2 separate regions of the Homo sapiens genome follow, and region 1 is linked to region 2. A link is a contact called in ENCODE Hi-C or POLR2A ChIA-PET data. All regions are on one chromosome and are shown on one strand. Each heading gives the region's core, a stretch centred on a gene start or an enhancer-like site at or near the end of the contact. The rest is flanking DNA. Distances are from core to core; before and after follow the strand shown. Region 1 holds the start of LINC00574 (long intergenic non-protein coding RNA 574). Region 2 holds the start of LINC01624 (long intergenic non-protein coding RNA 1624).

Region 1 (6,385 bases), core at 1,609-4,108, 480 kb after region 2:
CCCGACCTCAGCCCACCTTTTCTCCATCCTGAGCCACAGTACATGTCCCCCAGGAATCTGTGGCTCTGACCACCTCTGACAATTCACTCCCCGTCAGCCCCTTGGGAACCCCAAGAGAGTTCAGCCTGAGCCCCCGGCCTTCCGGGCCTCCCCAGCTGTGTTTCCGGTCATTCCTTTCCTCGAGTCCCTCCACCCTGGATGCCCAGGGTGCCACCCTAGCCTCCCCTACACGCTGGCTTGGTTCTTCTCAACCATCGCCATTGGCTTGGTTTCTGTTGTGTTTGGTTTTTAGGGGTCAGGCTGCCGAGTGCTGTTCTTCTCCTGGGCTCTGTCCTCCTCTCTCTCCTTGGGTTGCAGCATCCAGGTCTGATCCAATAACTCCACAGCACACAATGCGGCCCAGGCCATGCACGGAGGAAGACAGCAGAGCGGCCATGAGGCTCCCAAAGGGAGCCAGGGCCCAGGCCCAGCACACCCTGCCCACAATCCCCTGCATCCACTGCCTCTCCTGCACCCGGCACTGGGCAGCGTGGGCTGTGTCAGCGGTGTCCCTCCTCCCTTCTCAATCTGTTGTGAGCTCCATTAGGCCAGGGACCGGTCCTTAGAAGCTGTGGGACCCTTCAGCCTCCCTAGCAGAATGTCTTGCACACAGTGGTGGCTCCATAAAATATTTATTTTCTATTTTGTCCATTTATTTTATAAATCTCATGCAGGCCAGATAGATTGGAATTATCAATTACTCTAGAAAATAAAAGGATAAAAGCAAGATCTGGAAATACAGACCGAGCAGCACTGGAATGCACCAACTAAGGCAGAGAGGCCCCCTGAGGCTCCGCGACTGCTGGACCATTTAAGGCAACATCATATCTCAAGTGGGGAGGGAGAGAATCCGCCGGTCTCAGCGGGGGTGGGTTTTTTAAAGTGGATTTAGTCATGGTCTGGACTTGCCCAATTTTCTGTGCTATGCTGTGGGAAGGGACAAGGTCCTAAACTACCCTCACAGGACTTAAATAAAACAAAGAACACATACAGGTGGGTGGGAAGGCAGTCAGATGACTCAATTCTGTGCCCACCACCCATGGCCCCTGATGGGTCATGCCTTCTGCTTAGACAACAGCCTCCTAGACCCCACAGATGGGGGCAATGGCATAAACTCAGACCTGCAGCCGAGGCCTGACTCACCACAATGGCCCTGCCCTGCACTGCCAGTGACAGACCTGTCACTTTCTCACTGATCCTTCATTTTCCTATGAAATGGGGCTAATATTGCCTCTTTCTAAGGTTGCTATTAGGATTAATTTTTGAGATAATAGACACTGAGATAACAAACCTGCCAAGTGTTACATCGATGTGATTATCCTGAGATTGAGAGGAAATGTCAGTGAGGCACTAGGTGGTGGCATGGCCGTGAGTGGGAGAAAGAGGGTGGATGTTCCAGATGTCCCTGGATCTCTACCAAAGAGAAGATGCAGCGAAAGGACAGCCGTGTTCCTGGTGTCTCCTTTTCCCCTCAGGACAATGAATTACGGGTTTTCTGTGCCTTAGTTTTCTTCCTTTCAAATGCAGTTAATAATACTGTCTCTCAGGGGGTATTCACAGACGTGAACAATTAATGATCGCAAAGTGCTTTGAAAATAAATGAGCTTACTCATAATGGTGGTGTTTGATATTTATAATAATAAGCCTGTGCTGCTGGCTTCGCGAACTATATTCATTGGTACAGAGCTTAGTTTTATGACTGGCTTTTTCAATATTTTAACATAAAATCCTCTTATTTTAAAGTAATCAAATGACCTTCCTGCATTCCTCCAGAGTCTTATTCGGAAAAACTTAAGATTTGATCATAGATCTATTTTAAGAAGTGCCAAGTTAACTGACATCGATGCCATCGTATCTGGAGTCCCTAGGAAATCCAGGGGGGGACAATGAACCGTAGGAAGACTCGGACTCGGGTCTGCCTGTAGCACTCGGAGCCTGCAAGGCAACACAGTTATTGAGTTCTATTAAAATTACTTGGTGTGGCTATAAACCAAACCACACCCCTGTAGCCAATGCGAAGAGCTTCCCGTAAAAGCCGTGCGGTGGGAAGGCCTCTCGCTGTCTCCTCTGCGCGGCAGGCAGACATGGACGACACCGAGGCGTGAATTCAGCCTGCACCTCCTAAAGATGAGCTGTTGAGGGCGATGGCCACAGCAAGTCCGCACCAAGTGCTCTTTAAACATGAGTGTTTCTTTAAACAAAGAACCTTCCCGGCATTGAGGTCTGATTAATGATGCCCCGGCACCTCCTCCCTCACTCAGGGATCACTTCCCTGCGGCGCGTTCCCAGACGCAGGCTTCCCTCACGGAGGCGGGAAGATTTCAGGCGCTGTCTGTTCTTGTCTTTTGTCAGCACGGACAAGGATGGAGACCCCACTGGTCAGGCGAGCCCCGCGGTCCCTGTTCCTCACTTCACCACCTGGGGAAGCCTGATCCCCATCGATTCGCAAAGGAACAAGGAAAGAACACGTTTTACCTGGATGGATGGTCCCCCTCACGGTGGCCTTGGAACCCGCTTCAGCGGGAGAGGCAGCGCCTCACTCACGGCTCCCCCTGGCCGCTGCTTTACCAGGGAGCGCCACCCCGTGCCCCGCCAGAGGAAGTGCAGGCGCCAGCACAGCACGGGCCGAAAGCCACACTGTGGGACCCGCAGCGCAGCTCCAAGAAATCCAAAGTCCATTCACAAGAGGAGCTTCTCCGCCAAATCGTTGAAAAATAAAACGAGAAATGAGTCGCCACCGGTATCCGCTTTAGTCAGCCGTACGAAAACGCAACCCGGTCAGCTGCACTTCTGCTGCCAGCCCTCCTCCAGTCAAGCACCGGCCTCGAGAAGGGCAAAGGGCAGGTAGGAGTTCCGACGCATGCGGCCACGGGGCGGAGTCACAGTTCAGAGGCCTCAGCTGAACCTGAAGTTATCCTAAGCTCGAGCCCCAGAGTGAGGACTCGGGGTCAGGCATCCGATTCCCCATCAGCTCCTTTACTAAAGCTGTGCAGAGAATCCGAGGCTATGAGTGGGGGTGGGGGAAAGATGTACAGGATGCTTTGGTTTCACTCCTGAGATACGAGAACGTCCTCTGAACACACATGCAGATAGCTGGACTTCTAGACAGAGGAAATCCAAATCGTTTCTTTCCTCCCAGCATAAGGGAACGGTCCGGTAAGAGCTGGTGTTTATCGATGCTACGTGCCAGAATGGGGCTGAGCACGGCGCCTCACTGTATCCTAACGTCTAATGAGGCAGGGAATGTCACTGTCACACTCTGCAGACGAGGAAGCCATGCTGTCAGCAGGTACACATCTTGCCACAAAACCAGTAACCTGTGGCACTGAGATCGCACACCGGTCGTCCACTGCCAAGTCCGTGGCCTCCTTCTCTGGGGTTTGCCTGCCTCTTGATGGCGGCCATGCCTCTGTCCTCTCGCAGGGGCTGGCTCTTCCAGTGGTCACTACTTTTTGGTTGCAAGCAGCAGAGATTCCCTGGAGGGCTTGTTGAAAGCACTCACATCAACGGAGCCTCAGAAAGGGAGCTGAGGCCATGCACGGCCCTGCAGTTTCTCCTCAGGCTTTGGTTTGCATCCCTGGCCTGACTTTCCCTCAACAAGTCCTGCTATCTCCACAAGGCGGCCAGCCCAGCCCTGTCCTCACCTTCCAGCCCCAGCTGAGCAGCCCCTCCCCACATCATCTTCAGCTGCTGCCCAGGCTCCGCAGAGCAGGTGTCCACCGCCCATCCAGCCATTGTGTTTAGAGGGCAGAGCGACCTGCCGGGACCTTGACAACACCTGGCCCCACCCACACGTCCTGCAATATTCACTGAGGAATGCACAGCAGCACATATGTGCCTCATGTGTCCTGCTGTGATGCAGCGAGTGGCACACAGCATTATTGTGTCAATCATGTGTCTTGATGTGATGCACTGGTTCAGACAGTATCATGGATGCAGTGTTTCTTTAAAACTGTCAAATTTGAGGAAACAATCTAACAAAAGCCAATTGATGAACATTCTGTAAAGGTGACATAAATACTTCAAAAATGTCTCTGACACAGAAAGAAAAAAAACAAAAAGGGAGCTATTCCAGATTTTAAAAATAAAAGATATAGTAACTAAAAGCAGTTGTGGTGCTTGGATAAAAACAAACAACAGGTATAAATGAAGGTATAAACGATATTATTATACACACTGGGAAAAATTTTATATGGACCATGTATTAGATAATGGTGCTGTGTTATTGTTAAATTTCCTCCATTTGATAACTGAAGGGGAATGATTTTGTTCTCAATAGATGAATGCTCAAGTATTTGGGGGCAAAACATCACATCACAATGACTAACTTTCAAAATGGTTCAGTCAAAAGAATGATATATGTGTACTTAAAAGGGGAAAATAAGTGTGGCAAAATGCCAACGATAGTTGAACTGTCATGTGGGAATCCATTGGACTATTCTAGAAACATTTCTGTAGCTTTAAAATTATTTAAAACAAATGTTGTGGGGAAAAGAACCCACATTTAAGGTAGTAAAAATATTCAGGACACACAAAGAGGGGGTGCAAACAGGTAAAAGGACAGGGTTTCTGACCTCAGAGAGCTTCCTGAAGCTGCGCACATGCCTGTCAGGAAGGCAGTGGAATGAGCAGAGATTCGAGGGGCAGGTCATGTCTCTACTGAGTGGAGCAGAGGATAAGGTCTCTGCAAACAGTGAATTTTAAGCCATTTGTTTAGTCTACATTACAGTGAATCCAAGTAAGAGTTTGGAAAGCCAGTCACATCAGACTATCTTCACTTTGTTTAATGATAGAGACAGGCAGGGATGGGGAACGGATGTCCCAAATGGATTCTCAGCCACATGCTTGGAGCCCCAGAGGAGCGAGCACGGGAGACAGCAGCAAGGACATGGAACAGGCCAGGCTGTTCCATCACTTAATTTAAAAAGGGACGTGGCTTCTGTTCACTCAGGAAAAGGTCGGGGGCAGGGCAGGTGCCAGATGTACCAAGGTGATGCTTTCTTCTAATATTGTTCAGAACATGTCTTCATGTCTCATCAAAACAACTTACGGAAGCAGGAGAACATTCATCCTGTAGCTAAATTCCACGTCCATGCATTCAGAAGGCCCACGCACAATTACCTTTACTCTCCAATATGGCCTGTCAGATGAACACTTGTGAATTTGGACCAACATTTGCTGTTGCTCTTTGAAAATAATTGTTTTCATCATTGCTTTTGAAGGAACACAAATTTAGCTAATTTTCCATTTCTCCCTTGCCTCCAGTAATTCTGGTCTGCTCACGGTATTCAGCCAGCCAGCAGAGACAGAAAATAAAGGCCAGGCACAGTGGCTCATGCCTGTAATCCCAGCACTTTGGGAGGCCAAGGTGGGTGGATCACTTGAGGCAGAAGTTCAAGACCAACCTGACCAACATGGTGAAACCCCATCTCTACTAAAAATACAAAATTAGCTGGGCATGGTGGCACATGCCTGTAATCCCAGCTACTTGGGAGGCTGAGGCAGGAGAATCGCTTGAACCTGGGAGGCAGAGGTTGCAGTGAGTCGAGATCGCACCACTGCACTCTAGCCTGGGCAACAAGAGCAAAACTCCGTCTCAAAAACCAAACAAACAAACAAAAACAAAAACGGAGAGAAAGAAAGGAAGAAAAGAAAAAGCATGGGAGCACAGGAGTTAGAGACTGGAGTGAGATATGATTGTGTCACTGCACCTCAGCCTAGGTGATGAAGGGGAGGGGAGGGGAGGGGAAGAGAAAGGAAAAGAGAGAGAGAAAGAGAAAGAGAGGAAGGAGAGGAAGAGAGGAAGAAGGAGAGAAAGAAGGAGAGGAAGAAGGAGAGAAAGAAGGAGAGGAAGAAGGAGAGGAAGGAAGGGGAAGAAAGAAGAAAAAGGGCAAAAAGAAAAGAGCAAGCATGCAGGAGAATTTGAAGCAGCTTTGCCATCGAGTTCTTGGGTCCCCCGAGCCATGCTACACCGTGGACCACCAGCCAGCAGAAATCCGTTCTTGTTACACCTGTGACCCCTGCTAGCAAGATGGTCAATGTGGCCGGATCCCTCCGGAAGGTGAGAACAGAAGACATTTGCCTCTTAAGGGTTAAACTCTAAGTTAATTCAATTGTGAACAGAGATATGTAACACTGTTTAAGGAAAAACAACCAATTGTAGCCATTTATGATGTGACTGTAACTGGGATGGACATATACTGCAGTTGACCAAGGAAGTGTTCATCAGAAGCAGGATGGGCAACAGGGGAAAGAATACCAAGGGAAGGTCAGGCAGCCCAGCAGCATGGCTGCCCACGCACCTGCAGGGAACAGAGCCGCCACTCAAGACAGCAGAGCCTCCCTG
Region 2 (6,205 bases), core at 3,630-6,129:
TGGAGTGCAGGGGCGCGATCTCGACTCACTGCAAGCTCCGCGTCCCGGGTTCACGCCATTCTCCTGCCTCAGCCTCCCGAGCAGCTGGGACCACAGGCGCCCGCCACCACACCCCGCTAATTTTTTGTATTTTTAGTAGAGACTGGGTTTCACCGTGTTAGCCAGGATGGTCTCGGCCTCCCAAAGTGCTGCGATTGCAGGCGTGAAACACCGCGCCCGGCCAAGCCCTTCTCATCTTAACGTCCTCTTTCAGCAGAAGGAACTTATCCTGGTCCTAACTGTTGAGGTCACTGCTGACTCTGCCCCCGGCTCCAACGGTACAAAGTCACCTCCAATTTAAAGATGCTACAGAGGACCCCGTCCGCACGTGAGCTCCCCGGAGTGATGGAGGGGAAAGGGCTGCCTTCCCATTGCCGTGCGTGGAGAGCAGCAGAGACTGTGTTTGGACTCCTGCCACGGAAAAGGCTGCGTTGGCCGTGTCTCCAGGGAGGACAAACTAATTTTAACAAACTGACCCAAACAGGACTCGGAAGGTCAGTATGTTGCAATCTCCGGTCCTCCTGCCTGCTTCGTGGTTCGTTCCAAAAGCTAAGTATGCTGTTTCAATTTGATCTGCTATTTCGGGTGATCTAGTCCCTGTTAGTTCTTGACAGTCCAGGAGGCGCCTGGTGGGTGGAGAATCTTCCCCTTTCTCCTCCACAAACCTGACCCTTGTGGAGAAGGCAGCCTGGAATCCCCTGGGTTCTGAATGTCTCCGCCTTTTCTCCAGCGCAAGCGCTGGGCCTGAGCACAGTCTCCGCACAGAGGCCTGCGGTGTCGCGGGGGTGGTGAGCCCTGGCTCGTCCCTGAGGCTGAAATCTGGCTTTTGGGCTGGGGGTTCTGCCTCTCACTGCCTTTGGCCACAGCTCTCTCCTCCACCCTGAAAGGCCCTCGGAGTGGAGTTGGGAATACAGTAGTGACAACGCGGGCTCCAGGGAAAACGTGCTTGTGATGTGGTGCCCACGAGCTTGTTTTCCAGACTTGGCTCTACTGAGCAGCCCTGGAAGTTGAATCTTCACGTTGTCCAATGAGACATAAAGACTGGAAAGAGTCTTTCCATCTCTGACATACCCAGCACCGAGCTTCCCTCTTTTTTTTTCGAGACAGGGTCTTACTCCTTTTGCTCAGGCTGGGGTGCAGTGGCACAATCTCAGCTCACTGCAGCCTTGAACTCCTAGACTCAAGGGATCCTCCCACCTCAACCTCCTGAGTAGCTGAAACCACAGGAATGTGCCACCACCATGCCCAGCTAATTTTTGTATTTTTTGGAGAGATGGGGTTTTGCCATGTTGCCCAGGCTAGTCTCAAACTCCTGGGCTCAAGTGAGCCTCCCATCTTGACCACCCAAAGACTGAGCTTATAGTTGAGAGCCACTGTGCTGGCCCAGGCTTCCCTCATTTATAAGGTGGGGCCAGGTGTCTTATGGCAGACTGGATAAATATCCATGTCATTTACTGTGTGTGTGTCTGTGTGTGTGTATGGTGGGGGTAGTAAGTTTGAAGGTAGGGGCTGTACTGTTTCTCCCTTTTCATCTTTTTTTCCTTTCTACTCCCTCTTGAAGAACATGAGAATTTGGGTAACAAAATGCCTCTTCATTACAGGGATACTTTGATGTTAAAACCCTAGGGTGAAATGAAATGGACTTAACAAATGCCTGCCTGCCTATCTTTTTTGTGGGGTCTAACTTGTACCTGCTTATTCTTTGGAAACCTCTATTTCTTTTAGGTGCATCCCACGGACTCATTTAAATGTTCCCTGAGTGCTTCGTCTGTGCCGCACGTTGCTCTGCGTGGTGGAGATAAATGAGGAGTAGAAGCTGCGCCTGGCCTGAAGGCACCCCAGGTCACTCTTGGGGAAACACAGTGCCCATCGCTGATGCTCACCAAGGTTCCGGTCCTGCGGACAAGCCCCTGCCATGCACCTGATCGTGGATCTGGCCTCTGTGACCGGCTCTGGAAGTTCCCATGAATGGACTCTTCCTCGGCATGCTTCCGGGTGGCATCCGTTCTTTCCCCGCGTATTGCTTAGGGGTTCTATGAGAATTTCTCTGAGGGAGCCCTGGGGTGAGGAGGCCGCAGGGACCCAGCTTTCAAGCGGCAAAGGCCAGCGGCTTCTCCGCACAGCCTGTCCCTGCGTCCTCAGGCTGACGCAGTTTCTGTAAAGGGTCACCCTGACGGATGCTAACAGCGGCTTCTCCGCACAGCCTGTCCCTGCGTCCTCAGGCTGACGCAGTTTCTGTAAAGGGTCACCCTGGCAGATGCTAACAGCGGCTTCTCCCGCGCAGCCTTTCCCTGCGTCCTCAGGCTGACGCAGGTTCTGCAAAGGGTCACCCTGACGGATGCTAACACTTTTTATTGGCTTCCTCTCCTCCCTGCCTTCCCTTCCTGTGCCCACATCTGTCTCTGGGGCTGGCAGGACGTCAGGCTGCTCCTCCGTCTGGTTAAAGCTGGGCCCAGTTGCTGGATGTGGGGCTCTGCTGGGAAGCTTGGAGACAGGGTGGGGACCGCAGGGAGGCAGCTCCCTTCTGGTTTGCCAGAGGGACCAGGAAGCAGCACCCACAACCCCTGCCTACCCCATGGCTTATTTGTCTGATTAACTCGTCATCATCTGCTGAAACCTAGAACGGGGTCTTAGGGTGATTGATTGCTTAGGAACAGGCAGGGGAGGGGGCTCAGGGCACCAAGGGGCTGCAGGACTTGAGTCAGGGTCAGGCTGTGGGATGGGTAGAATAAGCGGAATTATACAATCCTGGACCACTGGTAATACCAAGGACCTGTGTGTACCTGCTCCCCACCCCACACACCTTCCTTGGTGTTGTGGTAGAAATAGAAGCAGAACTACGAAGTTTCTTCCTTCAGTACAAGCCACAGCGGTTCTGGATACAATTTCTAACCCACCCCTCCTTGCACGGCACTGCCTTTCCTTCCTGCCTGATCCCTGGGCCCAAAACCCTCGTGACTTTTTTAAGTCATATATACACCGGTTCAGAAAGACGTCTGGCTGAAAGAAGAGAGTTATGCCCTGATTCATTTTCACCTTAATTCAATTTAAATCAAAGCAATCGTGAGCTGCTGTTCTCCATGGCGACGGCTCATCGTAGCTGTGGAACTCCACACACCTCACCTGGGGCAGCTGGTGCTCAGAAGGCAGATGGGAGGTCAGGTGCCCCTCGGAAGCCACAGCTGGCCACCCCTCGGAATGCTTGCTCCTAATTCTGCATCCTCTGCTTATTTAAGAGAACAATGTTACAAACCCATGCTGAGACATCCACCTTTTCCCCCGTGGATCTTAGGGTGTGGGGCCACTCCAGGGCTTACTGCTGCGGTGGCAAACCCTGGAAGACAGTGGGATCTCACTGAGACAGGCCCTCTGCGCCCCCACCTTGGCTCCGGAAGATGCCTTTGTACTTGTGCTTGCCTCCCACTTGCACGAGGTTCTGAGCCCTTCTCTCCATCAAACCAAAGTGGTAGCATGCAGCTGGGCTGTTGGCAGCAGTGCTCAGTGATGGGAGAGCTTAGGGAACATTCGCTGAAAGAGAGAGATGAATGAAGATTCTTGAACGTGGAAGGCTGTGATTTTGTCAGACAAGAACACCATGTGGGAAATTAGGGCCCAGAAGACTTGTTCCCAGTTGGACCAGGCTTATTCGACAGTCACCCAGGACCTGGTCGCCTCTTCTTGTGGGTTGAGAAGATCTTGCCTCTCAAAGGGAGTAAAACTGAAGCACCCTCCTCACTGGAATACCAGGTGAGAAAGGCCAGTGAGACAGATGCCAGGGCCCTGGCAAGGCGGGTGCGAGGCCCCCCCCCCAGTTCAGGAGGAGCCAAAGGAAGCGCGTTGGGCTGGGGCCTGGTGTCCGTCGCCCATCGGGGGCTTGCACAGCGCTGCGGCTCGGCGGCGGGAACCTCGGTGCCGTTCACTCCTTGCGGTGGGGGAACGGAGCCCTCGTTCCACAGGCCCTCGGCCTTCCCCACTGGTGAACTCGAGCTGAGCTGTGGGGGCAGAGGGGGCAGCAGCCCCTCCGTGGAAGCTCAGCATCCACAGGGCACCTGCAGCAAGGGAGGCAGAGCTGGGCAATATCCACGCAGCGTGAAGGCATTTAGCAATCAGTCGGAAACTAAACTCAATACGATGCCTCAGAAGACTGGTGATTCGCCCCGATTAGACGGACCAGTCCTTACAAATTGCCTTTTCATGTTGTGCTGTAAATAACCAACGTATGTAATAACATTATCATACCCCAGATAGAAGATTCCAGGGGGAGAGACTCAAAGCTGCAGGTTGACAGTTGCCCAGAGCCCGAGGGGAGGTGACCAGTTTTGCTCCCAGCTGTCACTGGGCTGGTCCCTCCCTGCGCACGGAAGACGAGAGGAGGCGAAGCTGCGGGAGCACCTCCTGAGAAGGCGCCACATGGCTCCCGTGGCTTCTCCGGCCCCAGCTCACCTCTAACCCAACCCTGTGCGGCCAGGGCAGGGGCGTCCTCTCCCCCCGCAGCCCCGAGGGTCCCTGTCGCTGGCCGGGCACCAGAGAGGCTTTGTGATCGTCCCCAGCCAGCGTTCCCTCCCTGGGCCATGAACTCTCTGAAGAAAAGGGTGGTCTGCTTCCCTCTGTCCCTCTGAGGCGGTTCCTGAGGCAGTAGGTCCCAGTGATCATGGAAGGTGGAAGGAGAAGCGTGGGAAATGAGGATGTGGGGTTAGCAGGAAGCGACGGCGCCCATGCCACTGCCCGAGGGCCTCGCAGCTGCTTGTGAGGGGCTGTGTCCACCAGCAGCGAGGGTGTGCTGGGCCCAAGGTCACCAGCTCCAAACAGTTGCAGGTGCGTCTCAGCCAGGTTCTTCCCTCCAGCATCAAGGCACCTGGGGTCCTGGCTCCTAGGTCTTGTGGAATTTGCCTACAGCACGAACAGCCTTCTGGAGACCTCCACACAAAGAACCCGACAGCCCCCCTGTCCTCCAGCTGGCTACGTTCTACGCATCAGGAAACCAAGGCACACAGACATCACCTTGGGCCACACGGCTGGTGCAGGGGGAGGTGGCCGTGAGACCACGCGCTTCAGATTCCACAGAGCCGCCGCGGCCGATGGAGCTTCCTCGCGGTGACCCCCGGGCCCTACTTCCCCTGGGGCTGGAGCCCACACAGCCGTCTCCTCTCTACGCTGCGTAGGCAAACCTGTCTTCTCCACAGGAAACCCAGCTGCCTCTAGAAATTAACCACATTCTAGAAAGTGGGTTTGACTCCTGCATACACTTTTACTTTCTCATTTGGGTCTCCGGAGGAAATGAAAATCCACGATTAGCACAGGAGACGCACGTGACCCGTGTGGCTTGCACCATTTGTCGTTTTCCCACACATCAGCGCCAACCGGGCATGCGTGGTCCTCACCCACAGGGACTTGCTCGCTCTGGGTTACTTCTGGACAAAAAAGTCTCTGCAGCCGCCCTTTCAGTGTCTGCACGCCTCATCCTCCCTCCTCCCCAGCCCGTAGCCCGGGCCCAGGGCCTGCGGCCGCTTCGTGCTCCCAAGCTGTGTCTCACGGGGGCACCCACCCTACCGTGCCAAGCAACCTGCTGATGGGCAGAGGGAAGGAGCCCCTTCTTGGCCTCCAGAGCCCAACAAGAACCAGCTCCTGGTAACAGTGGGGTGAAGCCAGTGACGTGGGTTGATAGGAAGCCATTCCATTTAGGAGATCATTTGAACATGATGTGGATCAATGGTGTGGAATACAGAAGAAAGGCCCCCGGGCACGGCCTCCCCAACCTCCCGACCCCAGAGCCAACAGCACGTTGTGGATTAAGCCCCAGGCCCTGAGATGTGGATTAGCCTGGATTCCCCAGGGGAGCCCAGTGGAAGAACAGGGTCTGTACAGGGGACAGAGGGAGGAATTCGGCAGCGGCAGGGGTGGGTCAGCGAGGCTGGAGATGCAGTGTGGCTCAGAGACAGGGAAGGGGCCAGGAGCCCAGGAATGTGTGGCCTCTGGAAACGGGAAGAGACATGAAGAGGTTCTCTCGGAGTCTCCGGAAGGAGCCAGGCTGGCCAAGCCTTGGTTTTTTACCCCAGTGGGACCCTTGTCAGGCTCCTGACCTGCAGAACCGTGAGGGGATGAATGTGTGTCTTGTAAGCCTCTCAGCTTGTGATGGCAGCGAGAGCTCCCCAGGAGGGGCTGCGAG

What was found. Hi-C counts contacts between places; a loop is a spot of excess contacts on that map. ChIA-PET counts read pairs that join two places held with the same protein, here RNA polymerase II (POLR2A). Pooled maps may share reads with other maps.
Region 1: a map of Caco-2 shows a loop between it and region 2 (3-fold over the local background). The contact joins the promoter of LINC00574 here to the promoter of LINC01624 in region 2. A Hi-C loop is called at or near these places in 4 of 168 maps with a recorded cell type or tissue (Caco-2, IMR-90, natural killer cell and 1 more) and 6 of 50 pooled maps. POLR2A ChIA-PET finds 5 or more read pairs at or near these places in 1 of 52 experiments (activated CD4-positive, alpha-beta T cell).

Annotation. Positions count from the first base shown.
Region 1 is chr6:169,786,546-169,792,930 of GRCh38, reverse strand. LINC00574 (long intergenic non-protein coding RNA 574) reads right to left here and starts at 2,858. Exons shown (of 3, transcript NR_026780.1): 1 at 2,515-2,858. It overlaps LINC00242 (long intergenic non-protein coding RNA 242), which reads left to right. Exons shown (of 2, transcript NR_026781.1): 2 at 1,813-4,141.
Region 2 is chr6:170,271,148-170,277,352 of GRCh38, reverse strand. LINC01624 (long intergenic non-protein coding RNA 1624) reads right to left here and starts at 4,879. Exons shown (of 2, transcript NR_104177.1): 1 at 1,923-4,879. It overlaps LOC285804 (a long non-coding RNA gene), which reads left to right and starts at 591. Exons shown (of 3, transcript NR_126021.1): 1 at 591-668; 2 at 1,765-2,022.